2 separate regions of the Mus musculus genome follow, and region 1 is linked to region 2. A link is a loop called in an ENCODE intact Hi-C map of the cell type or tissue named here. Cell type or tissue: heart. All regions are shown on one strand. Links, peaks and the distances in the headings refer to the core of each region. The heading gives the core; the rest is flanking DNA. Region 1 holds the start of Gm30284 (a long non-coding RNA gene). Region 2 overlaps Prkce (protein kinase C, epsilon).

Evidence for each region. Peaks named below come from ENCODE experiments on the same cell type or tissue, not always from the same donor. Only the 100,000 strongest peaks of a DNase experiment are listed, where the experiment ranks them.
Region 1: it touches region 2 in a loop (4-fold over the local background); 18 of 42 quality-filtered maps call a loop at or near these places.

The regions. Positions count from the first base shown.
Region 1 is chr17:86,439,871-86,449,936 of GRCm38, reverse strand. The region is part of intron 2 of Prkce (protein kinase C, epsilon); the gene reads right to left. It overlaps Gm30284 (a long non-coding RNA gene), which reads left to right and starts at 4,950. Exons shown (of 3, transcript XR_877087.3): 1 at 4,950-5,444. In heart, for the core only: CTCF peaks have their summits at 4,622 and 4,829 (motif pointing right); DNase peaks (open chromatin) are centred at 2,646 and 4,906; H3K4me3 peaks cover 687 bases; H3K27ac peaks cover 2,047 bases.
Region 2 is chr17:86,288,812-86,298,877 of GRCm38, reverse strand. All of the region lies in intron 1 of Prkce (protein kinase C, epsilon), which reads right to left. Among named protein-coding and RNA genes, the nearest start is that of 2010106C02Rik, 6.7 kb to the right of the region's middle. In heart, for the core only: a CTCF peak has its summit at 5,265 (motif pointing right); a DNase peak (open chromatin) is centred at 5,557; H3K4me3 peaks cover 542 bases; H3K27ac peaks cover 1,558 bases.

The DNA.
Region 1 (10,066 bases), core at 762-8,761, 150 kb before region 2:
TTAAATCATGTTCTTTATATTTGAATTTTTAAAATTTGTATGCCAAGAAACTCTCTGAGTGTCTATGCCACCCTACAACCAGGCATATTTATGCCTAGGTGAAATGGAAGGAGCCACATACTGGCACATGGCATGGTCTTGATCAGGTAGTTAATATGAGGAAGAGGGCATGTTTGTGTTTTTTCTGCAAGATGCTGAAGGAGTGTGGTAGCTGCCAGAGTGTTTGGTGAGACAAGCTGATGCTGGGACAAAGAATGGTGCTGACCTGTGAGCTTGCTGAGTGCCCTGACAATGGCGACTGGGAAGCTGTACTGGACATCTGTTCCTGACCCACCTTTGCTTGCCCATATCCCAGATTGGACAAGCTGCCTTGCTGCAAGCTTTTAGACCTTGTGGGACAGAGAACGTGGAGAATGTGGAAACTGACTTAGAAAAATTAATCAAAAGGAGAAGTTTATAATGGCTCTTCTCTTTGCTTTAATGTGACCAGCTATTCTGACTCAATCATGGACTGATCTAGAAATCAATCCAATATTGGAAATAACAGTCTTCATTTAGAAGGCTGATGCTGGACATTTTCAGAGACATATTTGGAAGTTAGCTGCAGTTCTTTATGAAGATATGCTAGCAATCGATAAAATTGGGACAGGACCTGGATTGAACATGTTTTAGTGCGTGTGTTAAGGCTCCCAATCTTTTATTAATTGGCCATGTTAAAATAACTTTTGTATTTAATGTGAGTTGTATTGATTGTACACATTCTCGTTTTGTTAATGTGTTGAAATCTGACATGCCTATTATGGTGGTTTATCAATCAGCTTTTGTTTTATTGCCTGTGAGTATGACATGACCTTGGTGCTCTGAAAAACGCTTGCAAATACTGAAAGAAGCGAGTCAGGCTTTAAGCAGAAGCAATAGGATAGTGGGCTTGATTGTTGCTGGCATAGAAGCTTGAATTGCACTAAAAGCTAGCACCACTGCTTCTGCTATTGCTTTGATGCAAGAAGTTAAAACAGCTACATTCATTTAGCAAAAAAAATGTTACTAATATTCTGAGTATTCATAAGGATTTAGATAGGCGTTTGGAACATTAGATTGATGCTCTTTGTGATACTATTCAAATTATTGGGGAGGAAGTTCAGAGTTTAAAAGGAGACATCTCAAGTGTCATGCTAAACATCAGTGGATTTGTGTTACTTTTAAACTTTACAATGATAGTCAATATAATTGGGGAAAGGTTCGAGGATGCTTTCAGGGTATTTGGCATAATTCTAACACCTCTCTGGATGTTTTAACTTTGCATACCGAGATGATGATTTTGAAAAATGCTGCTCTGCTGAGCTTTGATGCTGCTAATATTGCTGATAAAATTATTCATGGCCTGAGGTCAATGTTTTGGTCAAGCTTCAAGGCTGGCATAGATAGCTTGGTCATGCTAGCCCTTCTCATCCTGGGAATACTTTTATTCCTGCCATTGTGATAAAACTTGCCTTTAACAACATCAATATTTTGGTGGCTAAAATACATGGCTTGGAACTAAAAATGGATCCCCATGTACAGTTATTAATTGAACAGGTTGGTAAGCCAAGAACAGGTAAGATTCTGCACGGAGCCTTACCAACCTAAGACAGAATAGCATTGGTCTGGATAATGCACTTTCCATGACGGGTAAGGAAGGCATTCTTGTCAGAACGACCTAAGATGGGTTATATGAAATAAAACCTGGGGAGATGTGCGTAGTCTTTTGGGGGACTGCTTCCAGATGCTTGGTGGGAATCTGACATCGGGCCAGGACAGAAGAAGTAAGCTCAAGCAAGACAGGAGTCTGACTTTGGTCAGGACTGAGGAAATAGGCCCAGATTATGAACATTTACACTTGAGTTAATGCAAAGCTCAGAGCAGGCTCAGCTGAGGCATGTGTGGCATTCCTTTTGTCTTGGTCATCCTGACTAGCCCCTAAAAATGGTGTTTACAGGATTTTGTTTATTGCCTTGCTTGTCCCTTGACCCAGAACTGATCTTATCATTTTGCATGTAATTAAAGTGGGATAAAAGCAGACTGGGAAAAAAAAAAAAACCTGCTTCAGCTTCAGAACTGGCTGGGGTCATGCTACAGTATTGTCTAATTGTCTCTTTTTCTTTTTAATCCCCACTCCTGCCTTGGAGAACCTGTTGACTGACTGAGCTGGCTTGGTCAGAAAACGGCTCTGAAAGTCTTAGACATCTGTCATGTCTTTTCAAGGAGAGCACGGCTTGAGATGGGGGAAGCCAAGCAGGTCACCTGAGGTCACCTGAGGCCAGCGAGACTGCACAGCCACACATCATACAGCGACTGGTGCAATGAAGCCAGAGGAAGACACACCTGTCTCCTGTCTGCCACTACTAGAGAGTCACCAAAACAAAATCGAAGGACCCAATTACACTTCACACTTATATATCAACTGTCTGTGTCTATACCCTCTCTGTTCATCACCTAAAGGCAGCCCACGGGACCAGACAGACAGGCTCAGAGGGCTTAATGCATGAGGTCTGGATCCCCAAGCTTTGGTATTTGTTTCTACTATTTTTTTTTTCTAGAAGAAACCACAGGGAAGAGGTTCAGCCTGGCACTTCCTCTTTCTGCCACGTGAGCTTTGTGTTAGATCTCACCAGGGCAGTGGGGTTAGATGAGGTCAGAGCTAGCATACAGGGAGCCTATGGTGCCAGATTCCAGAAACTTGCTTCAACAATACAGGCCAAGGGCAGAGAACTCAGTGAGTGACCAGAAAGCTGCATGCCGGACCCAACTGGGTGAGCAGGCTGGCCTGTGCCCACAGGGGTTCAAGATCTGTTTCAGTCCAAATGTTCTGGGCACTTGTAAAGCATCAAGAGAAAGCTGGCCGATGAAAAGAAAGCAAGTTTCTCCACAGTGAGGACATTTATTTGTGCACATGTGTATTTTGTTCTGGAATCTGCTGAGTAAGGCATGGCAGTGTGTTTGTGGTCCCCTCAGCCAGGAAAGGGTGGCCTGGGTGACAAGGACGGAGGCATGAGTCCCCACGTGTGCAAGGGATGCCAATCAGAGTCACATAAAGTTCACTAACTGTATCAACAGCTGCTGCTATGATTGGTGGGTGACAAATGACTTATCCAAAACTGTTCAAGAAGTCAAGTCACAGAAACAAGGAGGGGACTCCCAGGGACAGAATGGAGCAAATAAAAGAAATAGATTCCAAGTCACCCAGGACATACTTGGCTTTTATATGTTCCCTCAGTTGCTGGGGATATGTCCCTTTCACACTGTCCTTTCTCTATTCAGTCATCCTTGCTCTAAAAAAACCCACAGGATAGTGAACTGAGAGACAGAACCCTTCCAGCCAGGCTGTCCACACATCCCTCCATTTATGCAGCCTTCCCTGGAGGCTGTCTCCCAGCAGCCCTGCTCTAGGCAATGTGGACTACAGTCATCTCCAGGGCCACATGTAAACAGAGACAATCGTCCCTCATTCCTAGAATGGTTAAGAACAGAGAATTAGGGGCGGTAGAAGTAGAGGAAGACTGAGTCTGGGCCCTCTGAGTGGCATTAACTGTGAGTCACAGAGATGCCCTGTGGCAGGAGGGAAGCTCCCAATGGAACCTCCGTGTTGTGTCCAGATTCCTGTAGTCACCTGCTCAGCTTCAGTTACTGGTGTCAGGAAGAGGTGGGTATCTACCCTGCAGAGTCAGTGAGCTACTGTCATTAAGAGCACACAGAAGGAACTCAAGGATGGGGACTGTCATTACAACAGTGACATGCACCCCAGAAGAGTAAACCCAAGCCACTGAAAATGTGGGGCCTGTCAGGTCTTGTTACCCATAGCGTGTAGCCTGAAACAGGAAGCAGTAGGTGTTCTATGCAGGCCAACAGATGCAGTTAAGGCTGGACAGTCACACGATTCGCTACAACACCTGCGAATATGTTTTTATTTAAGTCCAATTATAGAACTATATGCAAAATCGGGTTGGCTCTCCATGTCTATAATCCTAGTACTTGGGAGGCTCAGGCAGGAGGATCCCTTTGCCTTCAAGACCAGTCTGCGTTCCATAGGGAGTGCCATGCCAGCCAACGCTCCAGAATGAGACTATCTCAATAAAAAAAAATCAAAACCAAAAACAAAACAGATACATAAATTAAAGGGAAATGTTTGAAAGGAGTTGAATCTTTTTCCCCAGTCATTATGGACAGTTTTTTGTTGTTGTTTGTCTGCTTTGTAAAGCACATTTTTAAGAGTCACTGCCAAATAAGCCTATAGAAACAGCCTAATTTCAAGTTCTCTGGAACTTGAAATGTCCAAGTCTGACTCAGGATTAATGTGGAGATTGCACGTTACGACTTGCAGGTGTTTGTAGATGCCCGTTGCAGCATGCACATATGAGATCAGCAGAACTTGTGGGTTTGGTTCCTGCCCTGTTTAATAAGAACAGTCTGTGGTTTGGAGGAAATCTGTCAGAACTAGGAAACAGCCTTCCCAATTCCAGTGGAAAAATCTCCCCAAGCTAAACGTGGCTGTAGGATGCTCAGCTGCTAAGATATAACAATGAGGCATGCAAGGTGCCACAGGCCTGTAGCCCCAGCTCTTGGAAGGCTGAGGAGGGAAGACCACAGTTCAAGGTCAACCTGGGCCCCATGGTCAGTATGTAGTAAGAACTTTCTGAAAGACACATAGAGGGGTAAGGGAAGGGAAAGGACACAAAATTCAGAGAAGACGCAAAAGGAAGTGAGTCCTGCCGCTGTGGGGCTGCATTCCCCACAGCACTGTGAGCTTACAAACCTGACGACACTTCCTGAAATTGTCCACCAAGTCTGGCCACAAGGGGGCATGAGAGCCAACGTCTTGGCTTTTGTTTTTATGCCTGGATTCTCTCAACAGAAAACATGTTGGGGGAGGACCCAGAGGGCAGAGGCACTCACTGCTGGGTGAGTCCTGTGGCTCACTGCCACCAAAGCAGTGACTCAGGCGGTTCATCCTTGGGTGTTTCAACACCATTTGAGAGCCGGTCCAAAGGTTTCCCTCACTTTCTAAGCACACTCCCGCTCTGCCCTGGGCACAGTTACTGCATTATTACACAGGGGGAGGGGAGGAGAGCACAACAAACACCGTTTTCAATAAATTAGCATCTTAAGCAGACACTAGCAGAGCCAACCCCTAAGGAGTCTGTGGTGGGTACAGAGCACATGCCCATCTTCGAGGGACAGGTCAGGACGGTGCCCTTGGCATGAACGGTGGGCATTGCTGGCCCTCAATGCCTACCTTCTCAGGTAAGAACCAAGCCACATCTACAGGGCTGCAGGCTGGCTCGTGGACTGTTGTACCAGCTCATCGGCAGAGAGAGCCTTTCGCATGGTGGATCTGTCCTCTCAGCAGCACATGTGAAGACCCCTGAGACCTTGAGCCTCACCAGGTATCGTCAGGCACCATGGCAGAGGTAAGGCAGCCTCATCTTAAATCACAAAATGTTTCCACCTGTCCACTGACTGACCCAGCAGCTGGGGCAGGCTGTCATTTCAAGTTCAGTTATGCACTGACTTTGTTGAAAGATTTTGGGGGAAATTATTATTTTATTTATAAACTTGGAGTTGTATATGAATTTTGAACTATTAATATTTCTGTTTGACTTTTGGATGAGATGTTACTTCAAAGATGTTCATAGCTCAAGGCCCCTCTCGGAGGAGCCTTCCCTCTGCCTCTCTCATTTGTCCAGGCCAATAAAATGCAATTCATTCAAAGGATGATGGAAAATAACCACTTTATGTACTTGAACTGACAACATACATTCAAACTCGTAACATTTATCTGAAAACAAAAGCCTGCATGAACACTCATTTAGCAATACCACGTGGCCACGGGCTTCAAGGCCTCTGCTTTTGAGCTCCACACTGCCTCTCGTAGACAACAGAGCATGTGTGACCTCCAACGTTAGTATCTCTGTGGTGATGCTGATAGAGTGACGTGAACTCACACTTGTTGACACTCATCACCAGTGCTTCCAGTACCTCATTGTTCTCTTGCCCATAATTCAGTTTTGTTAGCAATTCTTCTCGAACCCTTCTTCACATTCAACTCAGTTTTCATAGAAACACCACTCACACTCATTTTATTTTGTAAGGTTAAGTCACAATTATGTGATCATTGTAGGAACAGTAAACACAAGGGACTTTTGACAAATATCCAACCAGAATAATGGGACACTTTGCAGGAAGGAGAGTGTGCAGGCAGTTACACTACAGCCAAGGGCCTGAGAGAAGTCCTCGGGTATTCCAGGAGGAATGGGGTGCAGAGTGACTACCCCAGCAGCTGGCAGCTTAGGACAGCAGTGGCTACCCTGTGGTGGAAAGGCCTCCAAAGCTGCAGATTCAGCCTTTGTAAAACAGCAAAACTCTAACCCACTAACTACAATTTAGATGCAACTGTCACGAAAAAAAAAATAAGTGTGAGCTGAAATGGGATGGCAGTTCAGGCCTGTAAGCCTAGCAGTTGGGAGACAGAGGCCAGAGGATTAGAAGTTCAAGGCCAGGTTCAGTTATTTACTGAGTTTGGGGGCAGCCTGTGCTACGTGAGTCCACGTGTCAAAACAAAACAAGAGAAATAAGATAAATGAAAAAAGGGGGAGGAAGGAGGAGGGGAGGGTGAGCGGAGGGGTAGGGGGGGAAGGAGAGGGGAAGGGAAGTAGAGGAGAGGGGAGTGAAGAGGAAGAGGAGGGAGGGAAAGGGGAAAAGGGAGGAGAACAGAGGGCAGGGAGAAGGATAGGGGGGAAAGGAGAGGAAAAGGGGAAGGCAGGGCAGGAGAGGGATGGGAAGAACAGCAGGGAGGGGAAGGGAAAGGAGAGGGGAGGGCAGGGCAGAAAAAGAGACAGGAGGGGAGGGGAGAGGAGAGGAGGGGGAAGTGGAGGGAAGGGGAGGGAAGAGGGGAAGGGAGGGGAGGTGAGAGGAGGGGAGAGGAGAGGAGGGGAGAGGAGAGGAGAGGGGAGGGGAGGGGAGGGGAGGGGAGGAGAGGAGAGGAGAGGAGAGGGGAGGGGAGGGGAGAGGAGAGGGGAGGGGAGGGGAGAGGAGAGGGGAGGGGAGGGGAAGGGAGGAGAGGGGAGGGGAAGGGAGGGGAGGGGAGGGGAGGGGAGAGGAGAGGGGAGGGGAAGGGAGGAGAGGAGAGGAGAGGAGAGGAGAGGAGAGGAGAGGAGAGGAGAGGAGAGGAGAGGGGAAGGGGAGGGCAGGGCAGGGCAGGAAAAGAGACAGGAGGGGAGGGGAGGAGATGGGAGGGGAGGGGAGGGGGGAGTGGAGGGATGGTATATAAAAGAAGGAAGTGCTTCCTCCAATCTCTTGATCAAAGGCAACAAGAGCAGCCCAAGCAATATGCTGTGCTACAAGCAGCTTAGTTACCCTGGGGTCAAAACGCTACCCCAAGTAAGGAAGAAAGGACAGAGCACCATTTGAAAGGAAAAATGTAAAAGAAAACAAGGGTGTATATCCTTCTGGCCTTCAGGCAACAGGCAATGCGATTTTAATTGTAACACAAAAAGTACAAACCGCAAAGGAAAAAGATCAATTCAACTACATTAGATGGGAAGTTTTGCTCATCAAAAAATACATTTTCAAGAAGTAAAAAGGTAAGTCAATTATATGTTCGACAAAGACTTAGACCCAGAAATCTGTGGCTTCTTGTGGATCAATAGGAAAGAGACAGACAATCCCGTAGGATAATGGCTGAAAGACCTGAGTGGGCGCCATCCAAATGAAAATCCACAGTGCGCAATAGCTGCACAAAGAAATGCAAGCAGGGGAACAGAAATCGAGACCTGGAGGAGGTCCTGGGTGACTCTGTAAGAGCATGGTACACCTGCTCTCTCAGCACTTAGGAAGCTGGGGCAGGAGAATGGCAAGTGCCAGCCAACCTGGACAACATATGAACTTAAGGCCAGTGGAGACTCAAAATTAAAAAAAAATAAACTCTTAGTAGAAAATAATCAAACAAACAAAAAACAGCATGCTACACACACACACACACACACACAGTGAAAGATCTGAAAAGAGGGACTCAGGTACTGTGTACTACAATACTCAAAGCAGCACTAACCCCAGTAATCTAAAGGAAGAAAATCACTCAAATGCCCATCAACAGCTAAACAAGACACGGTCTGCACACGGTGGAATACTATTCAGCCTTAAAAAATAGGAAATGCTGAAACACGTTACAACATGGAAGCGACCTAAGGATGCCACACAAAGGGACCAACCTAATTACAACCAAACGAACACCGTGACTAAATTAAATCTGACAGAGCGGGACAGTGGACGGCTGCCAGGGGTTGGGGAGACAGGGAAAGAAGTAAGTGAAGGCTGTGGTGTTTCTGTTTGGAAGGACGATGCTTCCATCTGTCCAGGATGGATGGTAGTGAAGACTGCTCCCAAAAGGGAATACTTAAACATCACTACACTTAATGGTTCAAATGGCAAATACAATGTTAAATATATTTTACAAAATTATTTTTAAAAAGTGAAATATACAAATCAGAGCAGCTAAAAAAACGGGAAAGAGATGATCAACCCCTAGTTTGGCAAGGGTGTGTGGTGACTGCAGGTTGCAGACATCAGGCGAGAGCCATGGGTCACCTGGAACACAGTATTTACCAAGGCTGTGCAGCTGTGGACTTTGAGACTCAGGAGTCCTCTTCCTAGGCAAACACGCAACAGTAGCACACATACTTGCACACCAGCGCCACAAGCTACGATATTCACCGTGGCATTTATACTGCACAGCCATTGGACCCAAAACCACCACATCACTGATAGTAGGACTGATAGATACAGTCTTCCACAGGCAACTCGACAATGAAAATGAGCAAGGTATAAAAGACAAGGTGACCAATGGTGTCCCTCGGGAGAGTAAGGAAACATATTCTGTTCTTGGAAGTCAAGCATGCAGGAGGGTGGTGGGCTGGGAGGGAGCATCCCAGGATGAGTCCTGCTCTGTTTCTCCCTCTAGATGCTGAGCATCTGCGCTCTGTGAGGATTTAGCAAGCTGTACCCTTAGGGGCATTTTCCTGTCTGTGCTACTTGAATAAAAACTCAACAGAGGTGTCCTATGCAGCAGTACATGCCACGAAGCCTTCACTATAGAATCTTTGGGACCCAGAGTGTCCCAAACTTACGCCCTAATGGAACACTGGCAATGCAGAATACCACGTGCAGTTCCAAGCAGAGTAGAAGGTATCAACTCGGAAGCTTTATACAAGGTCTAAGTTTAGGATAGCCAGCTGATGCTCCTGGAAGGTGTTTTAGCACATTTTCCTCGTCGAATTCATTCTGGCATCTAATCCCATTTGAATGTCCGCAAATATTCACCTGACCTCTCAGCTCCATGAACTCAGACGTTCTGCTCTGATTTCTCTGGTGCTGATGACACCACATAGCCAGGTGTGTCATCAATATCAAAGCCATTTGTTTAATCACAGTACACCATAATGCTGAAGCTCTATAACAGTATAAGGAACGTTCAGGCAGCTACAAAACAATAAAAACCCAATCCAGCACGTACAGTGATGGATGTGTGTCTGTAAGTAAAAGAATGACTTGAGCTCGGGAGTTTGAGGCCAGCCTGGGCAACATATAAGAGCCTATCTAAAAGGAATAAAGACCAACCAATCAAAATGAGGGAAACGTGAATGCACCTAAGCATATAGATTTAAAGCAGGGCTGGAGAGATGGCTCAGTATTTTTTGGTCCTTGCTGCTTTTCCACAGGATATAAGTTTGGCTCCCAGTACCTATGTTGGGTGGCTCACAACCACTTGTAACCCTAGCTCTGGGAATGCAACTCCCTAGCTTCTATGCTCTCTCTCTCTCTCTCTCTCTCTCTCTCTCTCTCTCTCTCTCACACACACACACACACACACACACACACACACACACACACACAAACTAGAAAATAAATTTAAAAAGCTTAAAGCATTCTAGATGTTAGGCAAACTGTATTATGTCCCTGGTCTTCGTTCTGCAACCCCCAACTGGGGTCTGTCGGGATCTCAGAGTTGGCGTCAATGCCAGGGAAGTTACGAGAG
Region 2 (10,066 bases), core at 1,394-9,393:
CTCTCCGCTCCTACTCCAGTCCTACAATTTCCCTCTCCTGGACCCTACGCGCAGAAACTCCCTACTCCTCTAAACCAAATTTATGCTTCACATTCACACACGGAGCTCCGTTTTTTTCTTTTCTTTTAATCTGTCTCCTTCTCAAGTAGAGCCTTGGGTCCTTGAGGGCAAGCAAAACGTTACCCTGACATGGACGACAGATATTGAGAGCAGGACAATCGTTGTGAATACATAGTTGACCAAAAGAAAATGAAAACTGCTTGCTGCTTAGATCCCTGTCCAGAGTCACAGCCTGAAGCTCAAATAGAAACGAGTACAATAGTGACTTCCATGGTTTTTTCTTTTTCTTCTTTGGCTTGGTGATTTTGATACAGGGTTCTCACTCTGTAGTCCAAACTGATGCCAGCCTTTAGCTGTTCTCCTGGCTGAGCCCCGGGAGGACTGAGTCTTCATGTGCCCAGCTACAGGAGAACATTTCCTTTGCAGATTCATGATGTTGCTGAAACTTTGTCCTCAAGATTCCTAGGTTCACCCTAAAAACCGAGCCCTGGGACTCTGGGGTAGGACTTAAGAGTCTGCGTGACTCTACTCCTGACAAACACTAATGGTGGTAGCCCATCAGCCACACCAAGAGAAACACATGACCCGGGGGGGGCGGGGTGAATATTGAGCATCCCCACATCTAGACAACTCAGAAAACCTTGGTTCTGGCCAGCAGGAAGCCTAAATTGCATTCTGGCTTATTGTACTTTCATCAGTGGAGGTAGCATAAAAACAAACAAACAAACAAAAAGAAAGAAAAACAGAAACAAACAAAATCCCTTGTGATCAGAGGTGACTAATGCAGTCTAAAATGTAGAGAGATGTCGATTCTGCGATTCTACATGAGGTCATAGTTGAGCAAAGCAAAAAAAAAAAAAAAAGTCACAGTTATTGGTCTGGGATCTGGCTCTGTTTCCCAAATAGCACTACCCAACCGTGCTTTTCTGTTCCCAGAAGCAGAATCAATAATAAAGGGATGTGTTGAAGCCTTGGGAGGGAGGGTGTATGTGAGTGTGTGCACTTGGCTGTGAGAGTGTATGACTGGATGTGCATGTGAGAGTGTATGTGTGTGTGTGTGTGTGTGTGTGTGTGTGTGTGTGTGTGTGTATGAGTGTATGAGTGTGTGTGTGTGTGCGTGCATGTGTGTATATGAGTGTGTGTGTGAGTGAGTGTGTGTGTGTGCATGTGCGTGTGTGTCTGTATGTCTGTGTAATGTCACAACATGGCTGTTCTTTTACATTAAAAGGCTAACCATGGGCAGCAGCTCAGGACTGTGCCTCCTAGGGAACTGGCATTCTTAACCAGGCTAATGAAGACCTCCAGCATTTGCCCTTTGCCACCAGAAAACAAAGAGCGTTTTGACGTGGCTGTGTGTAAGGGAGGTGGAAGTCGTTCCTGCGCTCAGGGCTTCCACTGAAAACAAACAAACAGCCCCAGCCAGGCTGGGGAGGGGGTAGAGGAGACCAGGACTGCCAAGCACTGGCCTGTGAGCATGGTGCCCAATGGGCCAGCAACGCACTAGTTATATTTGTAACTCGATTTGGATGGAGAAGGCGCATGGGAATAAATTGATTATCTTGAAATTGTAAGAGCAAAATTCACCAAGACAAAATGTAATGAGTTAATGAAGAGGAAGTACCTACACAAGTCACAGGTCACCTGAGGGTGCTTCTCATGAACTGCTGCGAACCCACTTTGCTCTCTGTACTCAGAGAGGAGGAAACTATGGCTAGGTGAAGGTTTGCCAGAAACCAAATGCCGACTGGTGGGTAGGGGTTTCCAGAGTTTCTTCCCCTTTCCTATTTGCATAAGTTCATGTGTGTATGCATGCATACATGCACATATGTATACACACACACATACATATACATATACATATACATATACATATACATATACATATACATATACATATACATATACATATACATATACATATACATATACATATACATATACATGCATAACACAATCAACCGTAAACACATTCAAAGGATCATGTGACAGAGACTTGATTATCTCAATGCTGTTTATAGTTTCTGAAAAAGAAATGCCAATACTTCATGGAAAACAACCATCTCTCCCAATTCTAAGGGCCAAACAAAAGCATTCATTATCCTGCAAACACTGGCCCTCTATCCCAAATCTCACTCATTCCCTCTTCCATGGAGACTAGATTCAACTCTGTCTTTCCACAACCACAATGGCCACCATTGATTAAACATGCCATGCATGCCATAGGCTAGAGCTGCACCACTGAGATTAACTAAGCTGGGACTGGGATAGGGACTGCCAGCCCATTTACAAGATAAAGAGCCAGAGGCTCACAATCCCCAATGCCACCAAGTCACTACCAGGTTGGGACTCAGAATCTGATCCTAAGTCACTACCCAGCCGTGCTTTTCTGTTCCCAAAGGCAGAGTCAATAATAAAGGGATGTGTTAAAGCCTTGGGAGGGAGGGTGTATGTGAGTGTGTGCACTTGTCTGTGAGTGTGTATGACTGGATGTACATGTGAGAGTGTGTGTGTGTGTGTAAGTATGCATATATGGGTGTGTATGCCAGTGTGTGAATGAGTGTGTGTGTGTGTGTTAGTGTGTGTGTGTAAGTATGCTTATATGGGTGTGTATGCCAGTGTGTGAATGAGTGTGTGTGTGTGTTAGTGTGTGTGTGTAAGTATGCTTATATGGGTGTGTATGCCAGTGTGTGAATGAGAGTGTGTGTGTGTGTGTGTGTGTGTGTGTGTGTGTGTGTGTGTGAAAGAGAGAGTATATGTGTATGGATGTGAGTGTGTATATAAGAGTGCGTGTGTAATTGTGTGTAAGTATGTATATACGAATGTGTATGCCAGTGTGAGTGTATGTGTGAATATATGTATATATCATCACCTCTAAGAAAGCCCCTACGTTTGGTCCCCCAAATCAATGTACATTCCAGAAAGTGGCCAGCTAAGCCTGTGACTTCTCGGTGGGCTAGTGTCAGAGGACTTAGATGAAGGACAGGAGGAGGCTCACTGAAGCTTTAGTAGCAGAGTCAAGAAATTACCGCCCCCCCCCCCCCCATGGCTCAGTTTAGGAGACTATAGAAGGCGAATTGAAGGAGAGAAAGGCCACCCACCCCAACGGCTGCCTATATGAAGATACCCACTCTTTGTTGTGTCCTTACCACTGTGAGTTCCTTATATGGGATGTAAGAACATATATAACCAAAGACTCCCTCCAGCCTCATTTCTATTCACTATTGATTCAGAGAAGAGATACCACTTATCTAGGGTTTAGAATACTGTTTTTAAGCAAAGGAATTTGAGGGGAGGGATGGCCAAGTCCTGTTCTGAGCCATCACCTGTGATCCTTTCCAATGATGAGTTAAATAATAATAATAATAATAAATAATAATAATAATAATATATCCTGACCTTGTGGCACCCCAGCCTCCAGTGACCTCAGGAAAGAGATGAGGAAGAACCAAGTTTAATATTTCTGAAAGACCAAGGGAATTCACGTGTTCACCTGAACCAAGATGTTAGTGTTGTGATCAAGTCTTTGTTGTTTTATTATCACGCTGGTGCAGAAGTTACATATGGGCTAGTGGTGGGCAGCCCTAGGCACTACTGTCTGACCAATAGAAAACAGGGAACACACGCTTCCCATTTTAAGATGAAAGAAGGCACTGTTCAGAGACATAGGTAAACTCAGTATGTTTGTGCAAGAAAACATGACTGAAGCTGGACGCCTGGGTCTGGGTGGGATGCGGGAGCAGTAAGGCAAGGTCACCACATGCTCTGGCATTCCTGTCACCTGAGCTGTGACAGACAAGCTGTCCTCAGTGGCCCAGCAGTGCCCACAGCCAAATGGGCTTAAAAGGAGACACACTCCTTCAAGGAAGCAAGCAAGGGCGCACCACTTTGAGAGAAGGACAAGACCTATGGGGAAAATGAGCATCCCAGGGGGATCAGATGTCAGCTCAGCCCTGCCACCAACCATCTGGGGTTGGAGCATGACTCTTGTTTTCTACCCGTGCCTAGAAAGAGCAAATCAAATCGGAAACATGAATTATCGCTTTCTGTCCAAGAGCTAATGGCCATCCTGTCTTGAGTCACTACTTGACCTGACTCAAGGAGTCCCAGCCCTTTTGGTCAAGACATCAAGTCTGACTGGCACAAGTCCTGGCAGTCACCACTGCTCTGTAAGATATACAGGGACAGAGAAACAGGTTCAAAGACACTGTGAGAATGTGATCAGCTGAATTAAAGATATGGGAAACCTTACAAATGACTCGCTTCTTTGACAGAAGAAAAAGACCGAGAACAAACGAACAGGAAGAAGAAGAAACGTGAGGACAAAATGAATCACGGAGAGCACTAACCAAACCCAATACGAAGGGCCATTGTCAACACCAAACAGCCTTAGATGATAACAGTGTGTCAGGCAACTGGGAAAGTCTGAACAGATTAAAGACCAATGATACGAAGGCACCTGCGCTTTTTAAAGTGTGAAGATGCCTTTGTGGCTTATGCAATTTTTGGACATACCCTTATCTTTTGAGATAGACCCAGATATATTTACAGAAACAATGTGGGCTGTTTGGAATTTCATTGAAAGTCATCCATTTGAGAGAGCAATGGCAGGGAACAGAGATAGAACAAGATCTCCCGTGTGCTACTACATGCCAAAGCCTAAGAAAATGGAGTTTTTGTACTTTTTCTGGTTGTATGTGCCTGCGATCTCAGCATTCAGAAACCGGTGGCAGGAAGGCCTACTGGGAAGCCAGCTTGGGTAACATGCCAAAAACTGTCTCACAAAAACCAAGGGCTGTAGCTGTGGCTCAGAGGTGGAGTCACTGCTCAGCAGCTACATGGCTCTGGGTTTGAGTCCAAGAAGAGAAACCTCCGCAGCAAGCTAAGTGAGGGATGTGATTTGAGTTTTATGACAGTAAGACAGTTAAAAATAATCCTATACAAAATAAATTGCATATTATTGAGTATATTATTCATTAACTTACATTGTAAGTTATATCATTATTAACTAATTCAAGTCCCGCCCTCACTGGACTGCTGAGAGGCACCAGTAAGGAAAAGTCAGCTGTCTCCGGACTTGCTTCTAAGATGCAGTCCCGTGCACACGAGGTAGCTCATCAGAAGGTGTGCTGGAGTAAGAACACTGTGCCCAGCGTATCCATCTGTTGAAATATTAATGACAACTAAGCACTTAGGTCAGGAGAGTCAAAGGTCACATTCTGAGCTCCCACTAGGTGGCAGTATTGCTTTCTTGCCATTATGCAAATAGAGGGGCCGACCACTGGGGGGGGGGGGGGGGACCGGGAGGTGGGGAGAGGAGCAAGCATCTCTGAAGTGCATGGCAGGGGGAGGAAATGTCTGCAGTTCTGTCCCATAACAGTAGGACAGAGGTTAGCCTGGAGCACCGTGCCAACCGAACAGTGCCAGCACTGATGATGAAATCCATGGAGAGCCTTGGTCTCTCGGAAGTGGGTGGGGTCAGATACTGAACACAGAAGAAGGAGGGGAGAACAGCCATGGAATGGAAGTGGAGATTCTATCTCAAAGACGGAGGAACAGCCAACAGTGAGAACGCTCTAAAAGCCTGAACCATGACTCAACTTTCCACATCTGAAAACCAGCATTCATGTGACCAGTGGAAACGGAGCCCTCTCTGGAGGGACTCATGCCGACTCCATGAAGCTACCCAGCCGGGCACATCCTTTTGGAAGGCCAGTCTCCAGTCTCCAGCATGCCAACCACCGTCAGGCTCGCCTCTCTGAAGTATTACAAAATAGAAGAAATGTATTCTTCATGATGTCCCATTGTTCACAACCCACTCCCTAGCTTCCCGATGGCTTAGGCCCAAAGCTGCCTGTCTTCCTACCAGATGTGGGCTTCAGAAAATACTACACAACACACCCCTCCCACCTTGGCTCTTCTCCAATGTTGCCAGTGAAGAGGCTTCGCCATCCTCTTCACCTAAAAGGCTACCCTAATTTGCTATTTATGTCCAAACCACCTTCCAGATCCTTATCCAATCAGAGCAATATAATGAACACACTTGCCTGCCTACCTTACGGCCCAAGGGTTTGAAACCGGTCCTATCTCCAGCCCCTTCACTCTGATATCTCTGTTGGGCTGTTGCTACCATCTTTTCTCCTTAAGCTCCCACAGCTCTAGGAGGAAAGGGCAGATGGAGCTACTGTAGAACGGATGGTGTCACGGAGGCATGTGGGGCTCTGCTATGAGCCCAGGTTCCAGTCTTGAGTCTATATGAGCTCAATGGGCTTACATAACATCTCTAGGTCTTGGACTCTCTGTCTGGACACAAGGCACCAGGATGTGTCTGGTATGTACTCTCTCCTCAGTTCTGTCCCTCGTCAGATGGGTCCCTGTGCAGGTCAGATCCATCTGTAGGAATTTGTTGTCAGCAACAGCACGGAGCGGGAGCAAGGTCAGGAAAGGGGGGCTACTCAGTGCTCGCTGGGTTTCTCTGAAACGTTGAAGTCACATGCTCCCCTGGAACATTCCTCAACTACACCTTCCAGGACTTGGTTAATTAGAAGCAGGGAGAAATCTAGGTACTGATGGCACCCACCTCACTCCTCTCTGAGGTTTGCCCAATACTCCCTCTCCTGTCCCATCCGCTTTCAAGACAGTTGAGTATCGATCTGTTGGTGTGCTCGCAACACTACACGCTGTGACATGTATTCGGGATCTCAGCTCTGTTACTGTGTGTGGCAATCCCATTTCCCAGGAAAGCAGGGGGACACGGTTCTGAGAGCTTCTGATATTCACCCAGGCTCCTCGACACTGGTAAAATGGGTGAGCAAGAGTCACTGTTGGCTTCTTCAGGATCTACCATCTTTGCCTTCATATAGCTTAATATTAAACAGTTGATTCACACAAAAGGATATTTGTAAAACATGTGTGAGTTACGAAGCGTAACAGGAATCTGGGCACCCAACCAAAACCCGAGAAGCAGCCTTAGAGACCCCACCACGCTTCTTTCTGCTGCTGTCCTCCTGTCTGTCCCGTCCTGGGCAAGCAGTTCCCTGAATTTGTACTCCTCTTTCTTTGTTCGCTTTGGACTAGAGTGTAATGTGTTCGCAGCAAAGCACACCTGTGTGCCTAGTACTAAGATGAGGAAACAGAATCCAAAGCCCCCAGAAGTTCCCAGTGCCCATCCAGTTCTTGAACCCCAAATTCTCCCCACACTGGGCCATGTTCTTCTGAGGGGCTCCTTCAGTCTATATAATACATTGAGAATTTTCACACTAAGGCAGAGGACATTCTAACCAGAAGGAAAGTTGGCACAGAGAACTAAGAGTTTTCTTGGAGAATTTTGGTTTCAAAAGTGATCTGCTACAAAAAAAACCCTGAGGTTGGCCTCCTCTGGAAGTTTCTCACAAGCTCTGCAATCACACATGGGCTTCTTTAAATAGAGTTGGCATATGATGGGAGAATTGAGGGGTGGATCAGGCAGCCGAATACTATCATTAAAGCCTTGCATGTGGCTTTATTAAATCATCTGAGTTAATATTTCTCACGGGCAGGTCTTGATTAAAAAGCAAAAGAGTTTGCAAGGAGACCACTTACAGCAAACCTGAGCTCAAGGCTGAAGCTCTTTGAGAAGAGGCTTATTGAATGATGGGACTGAGAGCCTATTTGGTCTGTTTGTCTGACTATGAAGACACCCTGAAGAAGTAGCTCTCATAGTATTGGAAGGTACTGTGCAAGCTGTCAAAGGAAAGCAACGACTAGTCCTCCCTAGCTGAGAAGCCTACGCACCACAACAATGACTAGACCAGCAAGATGCCATCAAGAATGCAGCAGTGACATTTTTATCTTGGGGGTTACCAATACCTTCCCAAGTGACTTAAGGCAATAGGAGAGAATTCATTCCTGGTGCTATAAATGTAGCCAAGTACCCATGAACCTAGCAGCCCATGGAACCTACCACTGTCATTCTCAAAAACGAGTAGAATTCCTACCTCCTTCATGGTTATCCGTTCCCACAGACCAATATGGCTCTCGCCTCTCATCAAAAGAGCTTTTTGCAACATGTGGACACTATTACAGAGATCCACCACACATTCAAATGCAGAGAGCAATGACTGTGGGGCGCCTAGCCACATCCACAATGCAACCCCTCCAACCTGAGGCTCAGGAAAAATGCAGGAGACAAAACATGAGAGCCAGAGGACCAGGACCCTTACTTGCTAGATAGTTTCCTCCTAGATGTGACAGGGAGGCTGTACCCATGAGTTAAGCAAGACCTTCACGATGACAATGGCAGTTGATATGCCAGGTTGGGAGTGGAAATTTCACAAGGCTCCGCCCCTAAATGAAGAGCTACAGGCAACCAGTAGCTGTTAAGAGAGGAAGAATCATTTTTCACCAGAGACAGTTTCCCTGATAGGACATCCTATCCCAAGTGGTCAGCCCCAAACACAACTACATACATACCAGCAACACCACCAAACAGTCTCAGTATGTTATATGTATGTTCACATGTGTATGTGTTCAAATGTATGTTCTGTTTATGGAGAGATATATATACAATATATATACAAATCAGAACATGTGTATGTGTTCAAATGTATGTTCTGTTTATGGATATATATATATATGTACATATATATACAAATGGATATATATATATTGTACATATATATACAAATCAGATATATGTGTATATATAAATATATCTGAATATATATTTTTGAATAAGTTGTGAATTTGAGAAGGAATTTGAAGGAACACCGAAAGAGCTAGGTGGGGAGTAAGGGATAGAAAAGATGTAAATATAGTATTCATGTATAAAATTTAATTTTTTAATTAAAAAAATTCTTCCTTCACCTCTTAATGTGCGTGTTCCTGGTCACCCAGTCTGTCCAGTGGGAAATGGCAATCTCATCCCCTCCTGGCTCAAAAAGCTTGCTGAATTCATGAAGTGCATATGCTGAAGTTTAGAAAGCTTCAAACAATGCCTGATCCATGACCTCATGGAAAAGACCAGAAGAATGCCCCCATCCCACCTCACCCCCCCCCAAAAAAAAACCCCCGGAGAGTTTGCATAGGGCTCTGGCAGATGGTTGTTTCTTTGAACCTTCTCTTTTCAGGTGCCTGTTATACATGGAACTCACTCTCTAATTAATTTTCCTAGAAGGCTACATTTTAAGTCTACGATGGAACGGTTAGTAAAATCCCAGCTCCGGGAGAGAGAGAGTTTTCAGCATCAACTCTCTTTAACATGCAATCTCTTGCATACAGACTCAACTCAGGTTCCACGAGGAACCCTAGGCTGCAGAGGAGTGGAACTCTGGGTTCCTCAGCATCTGAGACAGGCAGAAATATGAAATGTTCCTGAAGGAACACGCAAGGCAGAAGGGCAACTCTGTCTCTACGGAAATCTACAGAGCCCAAGTTTCTTTGGAACCTAGCATTCTAAAAGGCATGTCTGATGGTCAGCCCTAACCACGTAGTGACAGCAAATGGACTCAGTAGGTTATAGTACATAAATGTGCACACAATCTTAGCCATTGCCCTCAGAGTAGCCATTGGTGGTAGTGGATGTTGGAGGGAGCTCACCTTCCTGTACATGGCAAAATGGTCGCCTACTTCCAGAATGCAAGCTATCCCAACCCCGGGCTCATCTGAATTCCCATCTGACATTTCCCTGTCGCAGCCTGCTGTGGTCATGTGTGTGCCCCACACCCCACACACACTGACCTTCTGTTTGCTGTGCTGTCTTCACTTCTCCTCATTCTTAAAGATGACACACATGAATACAGAGATTTTCACTTTTACACCACCAGCTATGGAACCATGTCTAGCACACGGCTCCTAGGCCATACTCATGTCCCTGATTGGTCAATTCATAATGAGATCATGTGTCAACATTTAACAATAGACTATGATCAGAGAGCTGCACAGCGTGGCAACTCTATCATCATTATAAACACTGTGTAATGTGCTCGCACAAAGTGACAGCAGTGACATCACTAGACAGTGTGACCTTACA